Regions from separate parts of the Homo sapiens genome. Here region 1 is linked to region 2. Evidence: chromatin contacts called from ENCODE Hi-C or POLR2A ChIA-PET data. All regions are on one chromosome and are shown on one strand. Each heading gives the region's core, a stretch centred on a gene start or an enhancer-like site at or near the end of the contact. The rest is flanking DNA. Distances are from core to core; before and after follow the strand shown.

Region 1 (7,660 bases), core at 3,532-6,031, 79 kb before region 2:
CTTATTTTCTCACTCCTGGGTGCAGCTGGTTACTGGAAACGTCACCTACCTTTGTGATGTTAACATTAACCTGCCAGGGTCTGGGCAGGCTGGCTCTGGCTTTCAGCTGTAACAATAATTATATGTGGCTAATTCTTTAACATACACACGGGCATACACTCACCACTTTGAGTGAAATGGTGAAGACCACCATTCAAACGGGCACAATTAAATCTGAAAATGGCTAAGAAGGTCCTATTCAGGTTCTCAAAACTCTTATGGTTCACTGGAGGCCCAGGAGGCCGTTTGTTTCTAGAAAAGCCAGCAACTAGATGAGGCCAGGCAGAGCAAGAGTCCTTTGTAAAGTTCTCTGTCCTTGTGAACGGAGGGAAAAGTTCTCAAAGCGGGTGTCTTCCGCGATGTTTAAATAAAATCTGTCAGTTTCACTATACTAACACAGAACAATAAAGTTATCCCTGGTTCATACTACATAGAGAAACAAAACTATTAAAGCTATATAGAAATTATTATCTATTTTTAAAAACTATATAGAAAAACAAAATCTTTCAAATAGTATCAATACTTGGGTTAAAGTGAAAGGACTCAGTACTTGATCTGAGTCTCAGGTATATTCAAAAAAGATACATTTATGAGCATTCATGTACACAGAACAAATACACACACACACCCCTACACATTCATGTATATATATGTATATACATATATATAAACGTGTACATATGTATACACACTTTGTTATCAAACATGTGCCTGCCATATCCTCATTATGATCAGTGCACTCATATGTGTGTGGGTATTTGTTTGTGTGTGTGTGTAATCAGGGCTTGAACCAAAGATCATTTACAGAAGACAGATCTGTTCCCTTTGTTTAGATGAGAGCAGAGAGGTATTCCTTCAGATTGCCTAAGAGTACAATGATAAGCTTGCTTCTGGCTCACCCTAATTATAGCTGAGATTTTGTTTTAATTAAGAGCAGAAACTATTGACCTTATTGAGCCATAATTTTGAGCCAACGATTAAATATGGATCAATAGAACAGCTATTCGGATTGGTAAGACCCAAACCTCCTCTTTTTGGTTCAGGAGGAAGGAATACACATGCAATTATATAGATTACATAAAAACGACCTCAGTATCCACTTGTCTTAGCTTTTCTAAACCAGACAAAAGTTGGGATTAAATAGAATTTCTCTTTATGCATGTATAAACACACAAAGTGGATACATCTGCATTTTTTCTGTGTCATAAAAGTAACATTCGTACAATACTTTTTGGAATAGTAACTTTAAAATACGACCCTTTTAAAACTGCAGTATCAAATTATTTGCTTCTTCAAAACATAGCCATCACAAATTAACAAAACCTCCCAAGATAACATACAAACACAAAAAAGAAAAAGGAAAGATTAAAAACCGATTCAATACGGCAGAATTAACTCATCGTGCTTTCTGATATGGAGGCAGCTTCCTGGGCCCGGCATCCTCTCCACTCCTTCCCCTCCATCTGTGTGTTTACCCCTCAGAAGCCAGAGCCTCCTGAGATGCTAACACGACTCCCAGATATAATCCCAGTCTCCTCTTTCTTATTACACTGTTTGTTTATTTCCCTCCAGTAATCCACTGAACCAGTCACTGAGAGGTTAATGAAAAAACAACTTTATTCACAGAGGCTGAGAGTTTGGGATAGCAAAATATCCAGTGACAGCCCTTTCGCTACATTTTCAGTGAATCACAGTGAGCCTGGATCTCAGCAATGGCTCCTCCTGGAAGTTCTTCCAATCAAGGCTGGCCTGAAGTTTCCCAGAGTCTTCCCACTGGCCTGGGTAGAACCCAGTCGTGGAAGCCTGGTTCAGCATGGATAGGAGAATGAATTTTCCAAAAGTCACCTCTATGCCTGTGAATTATCCAATTACTCTGCCGGCCTGAAATGTCCTTTCCAACACATTGACCAACAGGCCCTCTGGATTCAAAGTTTGTCATCATTTTTAGACAAGTCCTGGAAACTATTTTAAAAGCGATCTTAAAGACCTCCCTCCCAACCTATTTCCAATAGTGCGTGACTACTTGTGTCTTTATCACATGACATAAAATAAAAGTGACTTAGAGGTTCAGAAAATTGCATTTCAGGGCCTCGAAGATTACCCAGCTAGAGATGGCATAGAGGTCGGTTGCATTTCCCCGGAAGCTGCAAGCTGAACTTGGTTGTGAACATCTCAATGTTCTTAATTAGATTTTCGTTGCAGACCTCTTCTCCCCTCCCCAGACTGCCAGTCACCTCTTTAAGGTTTTGATTTAGTATCAGCCTCCAGGCCTGCCTGGCAGGGCTGGGAGGGAAGAGCGGGCGGCTGCAGGGGGTGCGGGGGCCAGGAGTGTCTGGGAGATTCCTGCCATCAAACCTCAGGTCCTCTGGGGCCCAGAGAGGCCCCTTCCAGCGGACACCAGCACGTCCCCTTATTCTTCCCCCGCATTCATCCCTCTCTCTCTCTGCATCTGCTTTTGGTTGTTTCACCCAACTTTTTAAATTAAATGTAGTCTTTCATTATCTGTTTCTGAAAAATATAGCGACCACCAAGCCTGGATCTTGAAAAAACATGGAAATCAAAACTCTGACATTGTCCAAGGCATATCCCCTTCCCCTCACACCCTTCCTCATGGTATCCCTTGAAATATTTTGATCCCTTAAAAACAAAAGCAAAAGGATAGGACGTCTGCTGTTGTGGCTTACATAGCTGCATGTGTATTGGCTAATGAGCTATCGTAATGCAAGAAGATGTTATATAGAGTGCACTTTCTTAATAAAAATTGTTAATACAAGCGTTTTCAAAGGTCAATGCTTAGAGTCAAGTATTTATGCAAAGAATGAAACATGTTCTTTTTACTACCCAGAAAGAAATTAAGAGAAAAAGTCTCTGTTTAAAATAAAAGTGTTATTGCTCTGGGTGGTTATCAGCTTCTATAGCTGAACATTGGTCATAAATCCTCATCGGGCCCTACATCTCTCAGAAAACCTGAAAACCCGGGGTCACCCCCGGCACCTCCACAACTTCAAGTCAGGAACAAACCCAGCTGTGACCACCCACCACCCAGATGGGCTCAAAACCAAGGCCTGAGCCACACGGCAACAGCGAAGCAGGCGACGGTCATACGGGGGTCCCCGGTCGAAAGGACCTCAACTGCACCTGTAAGGCCTGCCTTGGGTGGTCTGCGGGCCCTTGCATGCCCGGGACTCGCAGGACCTGCGGTGGGCGGCTGAAGACCACACTCCATTAGACAGGTCAAACGTCAAGGAATCTCCCGCGGTGGAGGTCCCTGCAGGGCCCACGTGCGGTGCCCACGACCCCGCGGGGATCTTTTAAGTCTCCGTAGCTGCTCCCAGTTGCTGGGAAAAGTTTGCTTCGGAGAAGGCAGGCGAGCGCGCCCACCTGCGCGCAATGGTTGGTAACACTTCCCTGAACCCACAGGCCGACCCAGGCAAAGATCATTTTAAAATCCTCCGCCGGTGGGAGCTGTGGCCTTTCGCTCAGCGGAGGCTCAGGCTGGGCCGGGAGAAGAACCGTGCCATTGTTTGCTTTACTGGAAGTGGAGTACCGTGTCGGGAACCTGCAGGGGGAAATAAGAGAGGAAGGGGATCCCGAGCTGGTAAAAGCCGCCCTGGACATGCGGGTCGAGCATCAGGGAAGCGTTGAAAGGCGGACGGAGGCTGGAGGAGGCGGCCAGGAGCGAGGCACCCAGACGGCCGCCGGGCCCAGGCTTGGCACCCCCTAGGAGTTCGTCCCCTGAAGGCGGCTTCTGGCCCTGCTTTCCCGCCAGGATGCTGTCTATGCTGAAGCTCTTGGACTTGTCGGAGCTCTTCGGAGAGCTGCGGGAGGCGGGGCGCAGAGGGGACCCCGGGCCGTCCCCTGTGCGCGCTGCCTGGCCGACCGCCACGGCCGCTGCGCCCTGGGCAGCGTCACCAGCGTCCTCGTTCGGGGACGCGGTCCCCGGCCAGTGGAGGGGCGCCGGCGGAGAGGGGCCGTCCAGGAGGGGCGAGGGGCCCGCGGGCGCTGCCTGCAGGCGGGAGATTGCGGGGCCCGAGCCCCCTGCCCCGCTCCCCGCCTCCGGCTGCGCCTCCGCGCTGCGCTGGTGCGTCTCGGCGCGGGGCCTCTTGGCCTCCGGGGCCCCGGGGCCCGGCTTGGGCTTCCTCTTCCGGCGCCGGTAGTTGCCGTTCTCAAACATGTCCAGGCAGCGGGGGTCCAGCGTCCAGTAGCTGCCCTTGCCCGGCCGCCCTTTCTCGCGGGGCACCTTGACGAAGCAGTCGTTGAGCGAGAGGTTGTGGCGGATGCTGTTCTGCCAGCCCTGCCGGTTGTCGTGGTAGAAGGGGAAGCGGTCCATGATGAACTGGTAGATGCCGTTGAGCGTGACCCTCTGCTCGGGCGCGTCCTGGATCGCCATGGCGATGAGCGCGATGTAGCTGTAGGGAGGCTTCTGCGGGGTCTCGGCCCGGCCCGAGGCAGCTAGAGCAGCCGCGGGGGCGAAGGCCAGAGGGAGGCCGGGTCTCTCGGGACCGTACAGATACAGCATGGGCGAGGCGGCCAGGGCAGGCAGCCGGGGATCGAAGAGGTGACTCATGGCAAGCGAGAGCCTGCGCTGCGCTCCCCGCAACGCAGGAGACCCGGGCGGCCTAGGCACTGCGCCCCGCGCCGCAAGGGCCCTCCCGGGGAGCCAGCCGTGCCTCTGCCTCTGGCTCTGCCGCTCTCCCCGGCCGCTCCGTGCTCTGTCCCTTCTTCATGGCTTTAAAAATGTTAAATAATTGTTGTAAGTTTGCTGTTATATGTTGACTTAGCCCTGGAAAATAAATTGTCTATGATAAACAGTCCTTGTGTTCTCAGCCCACCCACATTAATTAAAATTTCATTGCTGAAAAACTCCAAGCTTTTCCCTCCACGTGTCTTTTTGATACCAGCCAATCGGTTTTGGGGCTATTCCTTCATTTGTTTATAGAATTAGTCTGTTGATAAGTCCGCCCACCCAAGTTGAATCAAGCTGTGTTTATTTGGAAAAATTTCCGGGCACCCAATATATAAACGCACTGATCTGATGTTTGAAATATCACGTCCACCCCTTGACGCTGTAAGCACACACAGTCAGTGAGGCAGGATGTAGACTGCGGTGGCTCAGAGCAGGGTCTGCTGAGCCAGGAAGGAGAGGTGGAGATGGGGGTGGGTGTGCAGGGATGAGTTTTACGCTGGCCTGGGGGAGCCCCATAACGCCAGGGCCTCCCACAAAAGGTCTTTTCTTCTCCCAGGCTTAACCGGAGATATCGAGATGCCACAGTCTAGTAAAACACTTTCTGAGGTCCTAGGAACCTTTTAGATTGGGGCAGGGAGAGTATCTAAGAAGCCTGAGTGTCTGCTGAGAAGGGGATGCGGCCCTCCCTGGAAAAACAGGTGGCAGACCCAGTAGGAGGTGGCACTCTCTAGGGACCTGCTCTCCCACACCCTCCCTTCCAGGGCTCTCCGGAAATCGGAGGGAAAGTGGACTCTGGGAGCCCAGTCTCTCTGGAAGGGAAGGCCTAAGGCACTGGGGGCCTGGGGAAGAGCTCATGGTCCACAGCTCCATTGAGGAAGGTTTCAAAATAAACCCATTTAGAGAACCGGGGGCAAAAGTAAGGTCCTCCTGATGGGGCCAAGGTTGCAAGAGAGGAACACCATAAAAGGAGGCCGTGGCAGCTGGCGCGGGAGGCCTGGTATTTGTGAATGTGGGTCTCCAGCTTTATATTCTGGGCTTTCCTGTTTATAACAAGGAGGGGGTTATAACAACTTTACAAGTGCATGCAGCTGGCCCGTGATTACATTAGGCATTTGGGAAGCCTGCTTGCTCTCCCTGTATCCACCCACCCTGGGGTGTACGCGGCCCTCCACCCCCATCTCATTTTACATTTTCCCACATCACTGTTTGAATAAAAAATCCTGAATCATGCTGATTTCGAAGGGGGCCTCTCCTCCCCACTCCACCGGTTAGGGTAAGGGTAGAGGCACCTAGTGTGACTACTTCCTGTTTATGACCACCCCCTGAATATTAAAACACACACACACTGTCACACACACACCCACACACACACACACACATTCGGATAACTGGCGTCTCATTGAGCAAATCGTGTGAGCATGTCAAAGAGATGAGGGAAGGGGGAGGATGGCAGGTGGGTGTAGAAATGGCCCACTGCCAGTGGGCCAGGAAGGAGGGAGAGGCACCGAGGGCACTTACAGGGGTAGGGGGAGTGTCTGCCGCTGCCACACCCGGCTGAGGATGTGAGTGCCCAGGTAGCCTCTGAACACGGAAACGTGGCGGGCATCCTTTTTCAAAATGAGAAAATCAGAAATAACCCGTGTGTTTGGGGTTCCTGGGTATCCAGCCCATGGAATAAGTAGACCGCAGGGGAGCGGGTAAATTTAAAATACCAAAAAGGAAGTCGCAGGAAGGGTGGAAAAACCGGCCTGGGTACCGGCACTGCCTGCGGGAGCGACAGGCCAGTCCCTGGGACACCTCGGGCCTCCCTCCGCGGCCCTGCTCCTCTAACGTGGGTCCAGCGAGCAGCCCGGCCGCGCCCGCCTAGGTCCTGGGGGTGAACCTCTGGCCAGGAGGGGCGAGGCTTTGTCTTTTCGTTACCACTCGCTCTCACCCGCGTACCCCTTTCAAACTTGGGGTGAAGAAACCTCAATGCCAGCGCCTTTGCAACCCGCAGGCCCCACAGTCTCTGGGGTCACCCAACCTCTCCGGGGCCGCGCGCCCCCAGCAAGCTCAAGTTTGGATCCAGTTCCTTCTCCAGCCTCGGCGCTCGCTCCAACACACCCAGACCGAGAGATAAACCGGTGTCACTATGCAACCCTTTCCCCACCTTCCTATCCCACAGCCCCTCCTGGAGCTCCCCACGCGGCACCCGAAGTCCAGCACGCACATCCCTGCCTCTACCGAAACTCCCGCCGTCCCGGCGCGTCTTCTAAACTCTAAGGCAAATCCGAGCTTGAATTTGTACGGTGATAAATACTGCCCGATTTGGTAATGGGCGGGACGTGGGCGGAGACACGGGAGGCTGGTGGGCGGGGCACCGATAGTAAAGCAAAAAAAAAAAAAAAAAAAAGAGAGCGAGAAAGAGACAGAGAGAGATTAGGAGAGAGAGAGAAAAACCAAAAAACAAAAAACAAATGCCCACGCTCTAGTCGCGGTTTGGAGACGCACACCCAGCCCCGCGCGTTTGCAGAAGTGTGCAAAGTCTCCGGGAGGTTTCAGCTGTAGAACTCCGGCTTTGCGCCCCAGCCCCGCTCCAGAGCGGGTTTGAATCCCGGGCTCCCGGGTGATTGATGAGTTTGTAACCTGAGCCTAGGAGGGGCCTCTGTTAGAAGGAACCCCGCGCTGGGGCAATTTCCATATTTCCGGGGAGTGCAGGCTCAAGCCCTAGGAGTCCGAGAGCGGATGCGCCCTCGTGCGGAGGCTCTGTTGGCTGAGGCCAGAGCGAAGGGCCTGCGGGGGGCAGCCGAGCTGGGAGACGGCCGGGCGGGCCTCTAGAACGAGTGTCCTAGAGAGCCAGATGGGGACACTGAATGTTCCCTGTAGATTCATAAGCCTCGGATCCCAGAAAAGCGCGTCATCTGAGAAGTCACTTGGTGAGGGCTCACCTCCCAG
Region 2 (6,698 bases), core at 4,198-6,697:
CCTCAAGGTCATCACCAGCTCACAAAATCCCACTGTAATGCTGATTCTCTTTTGATCTCAGGTGCCAGGGAAGCGAAATGACGCTCTGACTTTATTTTTGTAGCCATCGAGTGACATTTACCGGCTTTGTGGCTCTGTGAGGGGTGTGGTGGCAGCTCTTGGTGTGGTGTGGAGATGCGGGGACAGGTGTGTTGGGTTCCCAGTGGGCCTGTGAGAGGCTGTGTGCCCAGGGCACGGAGCCACCTATCTGCAGTGGGCAGAGGGAAGACGCCGGCTCAGGCGACACCTGCGGAACCTGCAGCAGAAGAGGCCCCAAATCCCGGGGTCCCCCAGTGTCTGGGGGCAATGGCACTATCAGGAGAGCTCCTGACCCAAGCCACACATATTAGGGGTGCTGTCTTCACTTGTGCCTGCTGCTGCCTGATCAATCTCAAACCAAGGTACTCAGTCAGGAGCAAGTAGCAAGCCAGGCTCTGGGCTCCTCCCCAGACTCTTCATGAAGGTACCACAAGGTGAGGAGGAGAGAAAGGTGGCACGCGCTGGTCTACCCAGCCCTGTCACACCCACTTAGCACAGATGGGACTGGGAGCCCACCTGTGGGGACCATCAAGGCCAACTTCGGGGAGCAGCTGTGACGAGGGCGATCCCTGGTCCCAGACCCTGGCAGTGAATCTCCTCTTAGCTGAACAATATAGAGACGTTCATTAGTTTGGTCATGAAAAAAAAAAAAGGAAAAAATAAAAGAAAAAAAAAAGAAAAAGGATAAAAAGAAAGGAAAAGAAAATAAAAGGAAAAAAGAAAATAAAAGGAAAAATGTAAAAGAAAAAAGTCTGGTGCATGTGCTGCCGCAGCCCGAGCTCACCCCTTCCACCGGCCCTTTTACCCAAATGTACGCATTTTCCATGATGTTCTTCAAGGAAGTATTTGACAACATTGCAGCCCAGGAATCTCCAGCCCTCTTCCCGGTGAGATTTTCAGAAGATTTCTTGCATCTGCAGTACACGTGGCTCTCAGAAACAGAAAGCGCCTGAGACAGTGAGCTTCCCGGCGCTCCCTTGCTGGACGCCCGGCCCATCTGCAGCTCTGTCTTCCCACAGGGGCAGTGCCTGAAGCATCCCGATAGATTTTTAATCTCTGCTGCATGGACAGTTCTGCCCGGAAAGATGGTGATACTATTTCCCTTACAGCATGAATGTGTGCGTATGGGGCATGTAAGTTGTGGGGGGGGTGTTGAAGGGGCTCCCAGAATTTGTTTCTGAGCAAAGTGTCCACATTAAAGGAAATTGATGCCAAAAAGGGGCAGCAGAGAAAGACAGGGAGCGGGCCTGTGACTCAGTTGCTCTCTGTGGAATTATAAGTCCTTCTGAGACCGGGAGGGAGCAAGGCAACAAAGAGAAAAGAGATGGGAATGTGAATAGGTTTCTAAAAGACCAACCAAAAGGAAAACAAATTAAATTTCAGTGGGCAGGTGTTGTGTAGTTTCCGATTTGAAAGAGAGAGGTGCGATAGGCGTGCATGTTCACCCCACAGGGAAGAGGGAATCAGAAGCCAGGGAGACCCCTGGAGATGGGGAGCATGGAAACAGAGGTGAAAGGGGAACGCGTTCAGGTTTGTTTCTTAATCAAAGGTAGCAATTTGCTCCCAGAAACCTGCTAATGTGGACACTCAACATGTGCCCATTGGTCTCCATTTATGACTTGTAATGCCCTGTTTATTCCCGCTTAGAGGATGTTGAAAATGATGCAAACAAGTTTTTGTTTTGTTTTATTTTGTTTTAAGGGAGAAAACAAAATCCACTCAACCAAGTGATGCCAGGCTTGGGAAGGGAGGAAGGGGCTTTACTGGCTCAAAGATGTTGCCCACAATCCAGGGTTCCCTGAGAAAATGAACGCGCCTCCCTCGTCTCACACCCTCCTCCAAGGCTAGTTTGGGTCCTTTTTGTCCCAGCCGGGTTGTAGTTCAGCCACTCCAGGAACCCCTTGAAGGATTTACACTTGGACGTGTGCAGACATGCACAGACCCACCGGCCTGTTTTGTTTGTTTGTTTTGCAAAATCGATTGGAGAGCCAGATCCTGCGTGCCTGGCGTGGGCAAAGGTAACACAGCCCCTGGCAAGTCAGTAAAGAAGAAAAGTTCAGGGTGGGAGCCAGGTGGGGTGCACGCAGAACAGAGGCACAGGGAGACAGAGGAACCCCGGCCCACCCCAGAGAGAGACCGAGGATATTCCCTCATCAGAATTCAGAGAATCTAGAGGCTCAGGGACAGGGGCGAGGCCCCAAGAGACATATACAAAGATTGTGGGAGAATCGGGGACTCAGCACAGTGAGGGAGGTGTGGATGGAAGGCAAAGACGTGCAGGGAGGCAGCAACACACACACATGCACAGGCACATACACACAACACGTGCACACACACACCTCACACAGACAGAGCACACAAATACACACAGAAAACAAATACACACACAGGCACACACAGAACACACACAGGACACACAAATGCACACACACGCACACACAGAGAACACACAAATGCACACACAGAGAGCGCACAATACAAGCACACGCATACACAGATTCCATTCACATGGATGGATTTCCTTGGTTGGCTGCAGGGAAGTACCCTGAGGAAGAAGTGGGGTTTGGGGTGGCCAGAGCCCCACTCCAGAGGCCCCCATTCTCAGCTCTGAGTTTAAAACCCCGCTAATGCAGGAAGGGTCCCAGAGGTGGAGAAGGGTTCCGTCCTGACCCTGGCATTAGCTCTGGCCTTGAGCAAATGATTTAAATCTCTCGGTGCCTCAGTCCCCATCCACAGAGCTGACATGAGGACCAGGGAAGGAACACCTGAAGTGCGTCCTGCAGGGTCTGGCAGGGGTGGGGGTGGGGGGATGGGCACCGTAAACTCAAACCATGGCCGAATTGTTAAACAAACAAATATAGCTATTAGTGATTGGGAGTGTGGGTCCCACCTGGCTAAGACTCCGCTCCACTGCTGTGTGACATGGGGACATGGGCTGGTGGCTTTGTCTCTCTGTGCTTCGTTTTCCTCATCTGCAAAACAAGAACAATGACAGCACCTCCTTTCTGGGTGGCTGAGCTGATTAAATTAGTTAGCAATTGTTAGCTGTGGTTGTTATTGTTGGGGGTGCAGAGCCCCTTCAAGCCTGGCAGTTTAGGGTCAGGGCCAGGCATGAGCAGAAGTGGGGAGTCTAAGCTCTTGCGTGCTGGTGAATGAGCACCTTCCCCTCTGGGCTCTGGGAGGAGCCTGGGGGTCAACCAGCGGCCTCCTTGAGCCCTTGGAGAACTCAGAATGACTTCTCAACATCCAGACGGTGACACAGTCTCAGATGTAGCCCCCATCCTCTCATGGCTGGGCTTGGTCCCCAGTCACCCTCTGCAGTCGACAGAGCCCCTCATTAAGGGGTCCCCACCGCATTGTAGTGGCTGCCCCAGAACTGGGTCAGAATCCCACCTCGCTGCCCCATCTGCTCTGTGGCCCCTGGGCAGCTTCTTGACCTCTCTGAGCCCCCTTTCTCTTTTGCAGGATGGCAAGAATAACAGTCCCTGTGCTCTAGGGCAGCCATGAAGACTAAATGGAAAGATAATGCTGTTACAATTAGAGAACGGCTGAGCACCCGCAGTGTGCAAGCACTGTGCTGAGGCATTGCTGTTATTTGTGCAGTTGCTGTTCTGAAGCCCATTTCACAGACAGGAAAGCAAGGTGCAGCACAGAGGCAAACAGTAAGGGCCCAATAAACGCTGGATCGATTTTAAGGCACTTCCCTCCCTTCTCCCAAAGTCGACAGTGCAGACCCCTGTGGCATCTGGACTCTGGGCTGCCATTGGCAAGCCCAGGAAAAGCACGGGGTTGGCGGGGAGGCTGGAAGCGGGGAGGGGAAATGTCCTCATCTACTTGGAGGCTCTGGCAACGTTAAGGCAGGTTTGAAAGCCCTTGCATCCCCCTTCCCCAGCTTCCCACAACACCTAATAACAAAACAACAGCTTCTAGCCTGGGGTCCTGCCTGGGACCACCTCCCCGGGGAAAGCAGGGGAAATCTGAGGCCTCCTGGGGAGGCCCCACCAGCTCCCACCCCCACTTCCCAGCCTTCAGCCCCCTACAGTCCAGTTTCTGAGAAATGACAGGGAGGGTGAGGGGTGGGGGTTTTGTCCTGAACATCCCCTCAACGTCAGCACTGTCTGTTGCTGTTTTGCTGCGGGGTTGGGGGAGGCGCTCATTCGCCCTTTGCCCCTCCCTGGGTGTTCAGGGAGAATCCTTATTGAAGGCTCTTTTCAAGTCAAGGAATTGGAGCAGGAGGACTTCGAGCAAAGCGGGGCCCTTAGAGCCGCTTGGACTTAGCTCCTTGGAGGTCAGAGGGGCCCCTGTCCCCCATTCTGCAAAGCAGACCTCCCAGGAGAATTCCTTGGAGTAGGGGGCCCTGACTGGCCCAGGCACTGTCTCTACCTGGGGTGTCATAGAGACTGCTCCTCTGCTCCTCAGCCTAAGGGTTGGAGCGCTCCTAGCAATGTAAATAACAAGCGCGTTATCCCCGTCTTAGCGATGATTATTTTTGCCTCTCACCTTGCCACTCAGTGCTCACCTTGTTACCAGCCAGCAAGCTTTCTACCCTCTAGAATTTAAAAATCAAATGGAGGCGAAAACATAAAGTAACCACTCAAAGTTCATAGTCCTTTTATTTTGAAACGTATTTTCTCAATGTTTGCAATACACCAAATCTTTAACCAATTTGATCACACAGAGATCCTAGCGCCTATTCCTTTTTAAAAGGAATTTCTGTGGTTCACTTGGTTTTCATATGTGCTCTGCATTTCTCTACCCCAGTGCCAATTAATTCTCATCCTGGGGATTTTTTCCTAATAGTTAGCAATTAATTACCTGCAAAAATTCTATCCCTGACATGGGTAGATGTATAAGACCCGCTATTTAAAAAAGCATAAACCGCAACATATTTTAAATATTTTGTTATATACCCAAGGTCAGCATTGATCCTTTTATCTGGCCTCTCCTCCCACCTCCCTTAGGGTTTGAAAACCACTTCGTTCCCACTGGCAGCTGCAGGCGAAGCTTTCTCTCAGTGGGGTCATTGTTTTTTTTCCCAAAATTGAGCTGAGATCCATTTAATGCACCATGAAAACTAACTTAATTAGGAATCAAATTCATTCTTTTGTGAGACCAGCGGTAAGCGTCCAACACTCCCTCCGCTGCCGCCCCCACGTTTTTCTGCGTTTTTTGCTAAGCCGCCTCTGCTGAAGTCCGTGACTCCAGGGCAGCCGCCCCTCCACCGCTGCCCACCTGCCCCTGACTTCTCTCTCTCTCTCTCTCTCTCCATTTTAAGCAACCGAGGCGCACTCTGGTTTTGCAAGTCTGACATTCTTTACGTCGCCTTCCCGGAAAAATTTGTCCAGGGCTGGCGTCCGGCCGAGGCGGTGCATCTGACGCCCGGGAGAAGCAGAGCGCGTTTCTTTTGGCGTGGACCTGGGACCCCCGCGGGTTCCAGGGGCGGCACGCCTTGGGGTCGGCATTGGGACCTGGCTGCGAGGCAGCTCGGCGGCCAGGAAGGCGCCGGCGGCGGCGGGAGGGTGCCAGGCAGCCCCGGCTGGTAACTGCTGTTCTAGCTCTGCAACCGAGCGCTCCTTTCCACCGCGGTTTGGGCTAATGATGGGTCCTGCCGGCGTGAACGCCGTGTTTATTATACCTTCACCAGCCCAGGGGAGGGGTGCGCGCCTGAGCGCCCGGGGTCCAGGAACGCCAGAGCTGCAACGCCGAAAACTTTTCAGGCTGGGAAAAGGTCTTGGGGCCCCTCATACACGCCTTTTTCGCACTCGCTTGGCCTCGACTTGGTCAAGGGCGGATTCGGCCTGCCTTCAGGCTGGGGGGCCTCGGGGCACCGGGGTGCACCCGGGGCCCGCCCCCTTGGGGAGGCACCTTCTGGAAACCCAGGCCCCGCGCGTCTCCCGCCGGGACTGCCCCTTGGGCGGTGGTAAAACTGCCCAGGCCCCGGGTATCAGGATCATACTCAAACCCCAACCCCTGCCCGCCCCAGCCAGGAGGGGAGACGGTTGGGAGTGGGAGGCCTCGGCGCTGTTCTCTGGATGCAACTGAGATTGCCGCTAGAGGGTGACGCCTGGGTCGGAATCCAAGGTAGACGAATCTGGGGTGCTGGAACCGTGCTTTTCCCCGGAAAACCCAAGAAATGCACTTACAGTGCGAGATTGGTTGGGGCGTGTCTATAGGGGCAACGGGAAACAGCGAATACTACGGATTATGTGCTAAGGGAGGGAAAGCAGATCGAAGGTCCATTACTTGCACATTTCTACCTACGATTTGGGGCCTGAATCATCCAGGAAGCCGGCTTTGTACTCCACCTGTCTGTGCCAGTGTAGACGGAGTCTGGGGCCGGGGCCAGCTGATTTTCCATTGCAGTCCCCAAAACCCTCCCAATTTTTAAAATTTGGTCGGGTGCGGGCCGAAATTGGGGTACAGGCGGTGCGGGGGTGGGCGGGTGGGGGACGCGCAGATGTGAGACTCCCGGGTTACTGTAGTAAGCTCTATTTGGGGCGGGGCGCGCCCGCGGAGACCCTGCGCGGCGGGAGGGACATGTGCACAGGCGCGTGGGGGTGGGGTGGTTGTGAACCAGGGAACGCAGACCCCCGAGAACCGCCAGATAGTCGCTGCGTCCA

Evidence for each region. Hi-C counts contacts between places; a loop is a spot of excess contacts on that map. ChIA-PET counts read pairs that join two places held with the same protein, here RNA polymerase II (POLR2A). Pooled maps may share reads with other maps.
Region 1: a pooled map shows a loop between it and region 2 (4-fold over the local background). The contact joins the promoter of FOXL1 here to the enhancer-like site in region 2. A Hi-C loop is called at or near these places in 1 of 168 maps with a recorded cell type or tissue (naive thymus-derived CD4-positive, alpha-beta T cell), 17 of 37 single-sample maps with no recorded cell type and 11 of 50 pooled maps. POLR2A ChIA-PET finds 5 or more read pairs at or near these places in 1 of 52 experiments (WTC11).

Annotation. Positions count from the first base shown.
Region 1 is chr16:86,575,670-86,583,329 of GRCh38, reverse strand. It overlaps FOXL1 (forkhead box L1), which reads right to left and starts at 4,781. Exons shown (of 1, transcript NM_005250.3): 1 at 1-4,781. The coding sequence starts at 4,606. The coding sequence ends at 3,569. RefSeq lists an enhancer at 3,300-3,921.
Region 2 is chr16:86,497,885-86,504,582 of GRCh38, reverse strand. The region is part of intron 1 of FENDRR (FOXF1 adjacent non-coding developmental regulatory RNA); the gene reads left to right. Among named protein-coding and RNA genes, the nearest start is that of FENDRR, 7.6 kb to the left of the region's middle. RefSeq lists enhancers at 3,526-4,082, 5,660-6,284. Within about 2 kb of position 5,447, at least 4 of the 41 ENCODE cell types and tissues checked have a DNase peak (open chromatin) inside an H3K27ac peak, as active enhancers do.